Linked DNA regions of Homo sapiens: region 1 is linked to region 2. Evidence: chromatin loops called from intact Hi-C (ENCODE). Cell type or tissue: heart right ventricle. All regions are shown on one strand. Links, peaks and the distances in the headings refer to the core of each region. The heading gives the core; the rest is flanking DNA.

The links. Hi-C counts contacts between places; a loop is a spot of excess contacts. Peaks named below come from ENCODE experiments on the same cell type or tissue, not always from the same donor. Only the 100,000 strongest peaks of a DNase experiment are listed, where the experiment ranks them.
Region 1: it touches region 2 in a loop (2.1-fold over the local background); 18 of 110 quality-filtered maps call a loop at or near these places.

Annotation. Positions count from the first base shown.
Region 1 is chr10:124,666,058-124,668,958 of GRCh38, forward strand. All of the region lies in intron 4 of FAM53B (family with sequence similarity 53 member B), which reads right to left. Among named protein-coding and RNA genes, the nearest start is that of FAM53B-AS1, 37 kb to the right of the region's middle. In heart right ventricle, for the core only: no CTCF peak of the experiment used is centred there; no DNase peak of the experiment used is centred there; H3K27ac peaks cover 2,379 bases.
Region 2 is chr10:124,717,972-124,720,872 of GRCh38, forward strand. All of the region lies in intron 1 of FAM53B (family with sequence similarity 53 member B), which reads right to left. Among named protein-coding and RNA genes, the nearest start is that of FAM53B-AS1, 15 kb to the left of the region's middle. In heart right ventricle, for the core only: a CTCF peak has its summit at 1,668; a DNase peak (open chromatin) is centred at 1,660; H3K27ac peaks cover 2,500 bases.

The sequences.
Region 1 (2,901 bases), core at 160-2,659, 52 kb before region 2:
GCTGATTTGAACCAGCTTCCCAGGTTATTGGCTGCCTAGACTCTGAGGGCCCAGAAAGTTCCCCTGGTGGGCAGGGCCACGTTCCTGAAGCTCCCAGGCTGATAAGCTAGATGCCCTGACATTCCTGTGAATCCCTCCCAGAAGGGTGGGGCAAACCAGAGCCACAAATGCAATTTTCCAGGAAAACTATGGTTAAGAGGCTGCCAAGCCCCAGAGACAGGATAGCTCTGGAACCTTCGGCTTGGTCCAAGGCCACCTCTGCCACATTCCTTCTATTCTGGGGCCTTCCCTCCACCTGCCACTGCAACCTTCCAGGCTCACACTCACTTCCAGAGTGCTGGTAGATGGGGGCTCACCCCGAAGAGCTCCCTGTGGATGGGGCTTGCAGCTGGCCAGCTGTGTAGAACCTGACGCGAGTGGCTCGAGCAGGGGACATGTGGGGACAAAGGCACAGCCCAGTCATGAAATGCAGGACCACAACCGTGGAAAAATGGCCCAGGGCCTGTCATGCTGCAAAGCTGTCTTCTCAGCACCCCCTGATGAGAAGCCCCTGTCTTCCTGTATCACCCCGTCTCCCACCACCTCCCATCTCCCCAGCCCTGCCCCGGCCACACGCCAGGAACAGCAGGCTAAGCAGGGCTGCACGGGTACAGTAGAAAAGAGGCCTCAGAGAGCAGGGCAGGATGCTCAGAGAAACAGTGAACTCCCCGGGCCTCCCGGACCAGCCCCACGAGGAGGGTGGAGCAGGTGAGCCCAGGAACCTCTAGTTCCACCATGGACAGCCTGTGGGCACCAGACGCTCTGGTCCTCAGGTCTCCTGGGGCCTGCTATACCCGAGGCAGAGGGCACAGCCCAGAGCACCTAGCACCTCAGGCAGGGGCCTCTTGCCCAGCCCCTCCTTTACCAGCTGGCATTGGGCCCTTCCAGAGGAAAAGGGTCTATGGCAGCACCAAGTGGGAACCAAGGCTGACCCCCAACCCCCCCACACTCTTATACCCGTACCCCAAAGCCCCACTCAGCAAAGCTACATGCAGTCACTGAATGATGGAGCAGTGGCCAGGCCAAACTGAGACCTGCTGTCACCTGACACACCAGTGGATCTCTGAAACCAGTAAGAAAAAAGAACATAAAATAGTGCATTCATGATTTACTTACATCGATGACATGTGGAAATGATAGTATTTTGGAAATACTGGGTTAAATATACTATTCAAAGTCATTTCACTTTCTTCTCTTAATAACTGGCTACTAGGAATTTTAAATTATATATGTGGCTTGAGTTCTGGTTTCACTGGACTGCTTCCTCTAAGACTCAGCCACCGCCTGTAAAATGGATAACGATGTGCCTTCCTCATGGGGCTATCTGGAGGAGAAAATACAACAGGTGAGTTTCTTCTGCAAATCATCCCCCACCTCACCTGCCAACAGTCAGCAGCCCACAGCTGTGGCCTGGCACTCCACCTGTGTGGTCAGAGGCTGCCCTCTGAGCCTCCACATCCACAGGGCTGAGGAGGACCGGGCAGGGCTGGGAGAGGCTCCTGTTCCTGGTGCCTGGGGTGCGAGGCACCTGACTCTCCCCATTCTCGCACTACAGCCTCCCAGCCCCGCCCGGGGTCACAGGGCAGAGGGCTGCTCTCTCCCTCACTGGACTGCCCTCAAGCTAATGAGAATAATGCCTCCAGAAATGCCTCAAATGGAAGATTTCATAAGAAGCAGAGACCCTTCTGGAAGATCACAAGCAGCAACAAAATAAGATCAAGAACACCATGCTGGTGCTGAGCCTCTCCAGGGGGTACTGCACAGCTGCCTGCTGTAGGAGCTCTCCCTCATCAGGCTGCTTCACTCCCACGACATGGGGAGGAGGACACTGAGGCCCAGGGAGGGGCAGCGACTTGCTCAGGGCTACTCGGCTGGTGAGGGGCACACCAAGCCCCACACCAGGCCCACCTATCTCTGGAGCCCAGATTCCTCCTAGCAGGGGAGCCCAGGCCAGACACTGCCTTCCATTTCCTGCTGTCCTAGGTTTGGAGCAGATGCCGGCATGCATATTTGTTCGTAGTTTTCCCTGCGTGAATCAAGCTGAAGATCTGGTGTCTCTGCTGAGTGACAATTAACCTCACACCATTTCAGATGAGATATTTTTTCTTGCCAAACAGTTAATGCTGCATAATCAGCCAACATCTGCGGAAATGCTCTCCCCAAACACACGGCCATCTCGCCCCTTGGCCTAAGCTGTTTCTGAGCAGGACCACAGCCCCCACAGCAGGGTGTTTCTAGCCACCGGCTCCCCTGCCGCAGGGTATTTATTCCCATGTTTATTTGCCATCAATTCTCAGAAAATTCTGTTGCCCAAGACTGTTCTAGATTACAGTGAGATGGAAACTCTCTAGGTGAATCAGGCTTGTTTAAAGCTGGCTACCAACTAGCAAGGGGGATACGGGCAATGCACTTTCAGTTAGAACTGCCTGGCAGACAAGAGCACAGCACTGTGCCCATGCCAGGCAGGACCTGTCCTTCCACAAGGGGACACAAGGTACAGAGCCAGAAAGGCACGACAAGACCCAGGCAACCCACAAGGGTGCTCTCCTTGTCTCATCTTCCTAGGGAGGCACAAGAGCAAAGAGGCAGCTGATAAGTGGGGCCAGGGGTCATGAGGCAAGAGGGGACCTCATGGAGGCTGAGTGGGCCCAGCAAGTGTGCACAGAACAGGCCTGGCGGAGCACGGTACGGCACAGCCACCGTTACAGTGTGCCCTCAAACCACCTTCCCCTTGTGTGCCAAGTTTCAAGTATGGGCACTGATAGGCCTTTTCCTTCTGGGACACAGAATGCCAGGTTTTCCTGCCACTCCTTCCCAAGGCCTGATGTGCCAAAGGCGCCTCTCACGGAGGGAAGTGAGTGG
Region 2 (2,901 bases), core at 195-2,694:
ACTCAGCAGGCAGGGAGAAGCATTCCTGTTGGTGTCTACAGCTCTCACAGAACCCCCAAAGACACTGCACAGAGGGAAGGTAATCTCTCAGCAGCTGGGCCTTGGAACACAGCTGCGAGGGCAGTGATCTCTTTATCTAGGAGGCCTGCAGGCTGGTAGCCCCAACACACCGGTCTAAGACTATATCACACTGGGACATGACAGGTGATGCAAGAAGGTCCCAACAAGCTCTGTAAGAACTGCTATAGGCACGAGAGGCACCAGGTTGCCCATGTGCCACCCACTCATCAGAGGTCACATCCTAACCTCAGCTCACACTTCAGGACTTCCCCCTTCCTGATCTGACTGAGTCATATCTACCAACCTACAGGGTCTGTTGTAGAAATTAATCAGACAGGCTCATCAATCACATGGTAAGCCTTCCGCCTTCTCCCTTCTACCCCCACATCGCGCTGCAAGCTCCACCACACATTCGAGAATGCCATCATCTGCCAAAACAAAACTGGAGGGACTCTAAGCTGCCAGGCGGGTCTGTCACATGACAAGTATACCCGAGCTCTGTGGCACCTCTCAGGTCAAACAGCCAAAGCTATCTACCTGACTCCTACTGCAGGGGAGGGTTCTGGAGGGCAGGATAAATTCTAGTAAGACTACTCCCACCACCAGCCACAGCACAATGGCGGGGGAGCCGCTGCATGTGTAACAACAGCCATCTGTCTATTCACAGATCAAAATAGCACCAGATTCTTGCCTCTTAAGGCAGAGAAAGAGATTTCTGCAAAGAAGGGCTTCACCGCCAGGCGCAGTGGCTCACGCCTATAATCCCTGCACTTGGGCAGGCTGACGCAGGTGAAATGCTTGAGCCCAAGAGTTCAAGACCAGCTGGGCAACATGGAGAAATCCCCATCTCTATAAAAAATTTAAAAAATAGCCAGGTATGGTGGCATACACCTGTGGTCCCAGCTACACAGGAGGCTGAGTAGGGAGCCAGGAAGGTCAAGGCTGCAGTGAGCTATGATAGCAACACTTCACTACAGCTTAAGTGACAGAGAAAGATCCTGTCTCACAAAAAAAATAAAAAAAAAGAAGAAGAAGAAAGAAGGAAGAAGACGAAGAAAGGCTTCATGAAGTCCTAATTCAAAGCTAAGTCCAGGCATTTGGCTTTAAATTACTTAGAACTGGCCACGGAATTAATCTAAGAAGTTTGGAGGAACAGCTGCTCAACGGGTCTTGAGCTCCTTCTTTATTTTTTGGCATGCCATGGGGGTGGGGGAACAGGAGAAGAAAGGGGCACCTCATTTGCAAACACTTGCCCCACTTCCTTCTAAGCACTCTGGATATGACAATCAGGCCTCCTGACTTAGGGCAAAGACCTGGGTGGAGGGGTGTTAAAGAGGAAATGACACAGCCAACCAGAGTCACCCGGCTTTAAAGCAAACACCTTGGGATGCCAAGGTGAACTCTTCTCGGCTTTTCGTTACAGATCTAAGCGAGAGTCAAAAGACTCTGGAAGAGTTAACCCAACTTCCAAAAATGAGTAATCATCTTCCTCGTTAGAAATGGCCCAGGCTCCAGAAACAAAGATTCATTCTATTGTTTGTCCGCAGCACACCCCAAAATGCTTGAAAGACTGCCAAGTACACCAGCTGCGGCTATAGCTGTCACTGTCCCCCTAGTGGAGCCATCTGAACCAGGCTTGGTTGTACTTCCCTTGCTCTCAGGAAGCTCATTCACTAAGTCAGCAGCAAAACTCTAAAGCCAGGCCTCTGAGCACTCCTCCATGCACCTCCCAAACCAAATGTGGACTGGCCTTCACCTCGCTGTGGAAAGGGGTTCTTCCCCAGTGTCATCTGGATGGAGTTCAAAAATGTGCAGGAGAAGGAAAAGTTACACATCAAAAAACCAACACGGCCGGGCACAGTGGCTCACGCCTGTAATCCCAGCACTTTGGGAGGCCAAGGCAGGCAGATCACCTGAGGTAAGGAGTTCGAGACCAGCCTGGCCAATATGGTGAAACCCTGTCTCTACTAAAAATACAAAAATTAGCAGGGTGTGGTGGCGGGCGCCTGTAATCCCAGCTACTTGGGAGGCTGAGGCAGGAGAATTGCTTGAACCTGGGAGGTGGAGGTTGCAGTGAGCCGAGATCGCGCCATTGCACTCCAGCCTGGGTGACAAAAGAGAGACTTCATCTAAAAAAAAAAAAAAAAACAAACAAACCACCAACACTGGCCACCTCGATCAGGAGCAGACCCAAGGGAGGTGGCATAGATATGTTCTCAGACTTAAAAATAATAATAATACCAGCCTAGGCAATATAGTGAGACCTCGTCTTGACAAAAAATAAATTAGCCAGGCATGGTGGCATGTGCCTGCAGCCCCAGATACTCAGGAGGCGGAAGCAAGAGAATCACTTAGGCAAGCCAAGGCTGCAGTCAGCCATGATCACACCACTGCCTCCAGCCTGGGCAATAAAGTGAGGTCCTAGCTTCGAAAATAATTTTTTTTTAAGTCATAAAATGTAAAAACAAAAAAAGAAACCCTATCCGACTGAATAACTGGATGGGATCAGAATTGATGAAATTTAACAAGTACTGGTCAGAGGTTGACATTGAAGCACCAAAACCCAGTTTCCAGTGTGCTGGATGAACAGTTAACAGCATGCCACCAGTCCTGACAAAAGCCTGCGTGGCAGGCAACTGTACTCATTCATTCAACAAACCCTTACTGAGTGACTACTTTGTGACTGCTGGGATGATGGTAGGGGCTGAAGACATGAACATACATAAGCCACAGTCCCCTCCCATGGAAGTGAAAACTATTAACAACTGATGGATGAGTGAAATAAAAACTAAATTAAAATGCACTAAAAGGCAGAGGGTATTATTAAAATATCTTGATAAA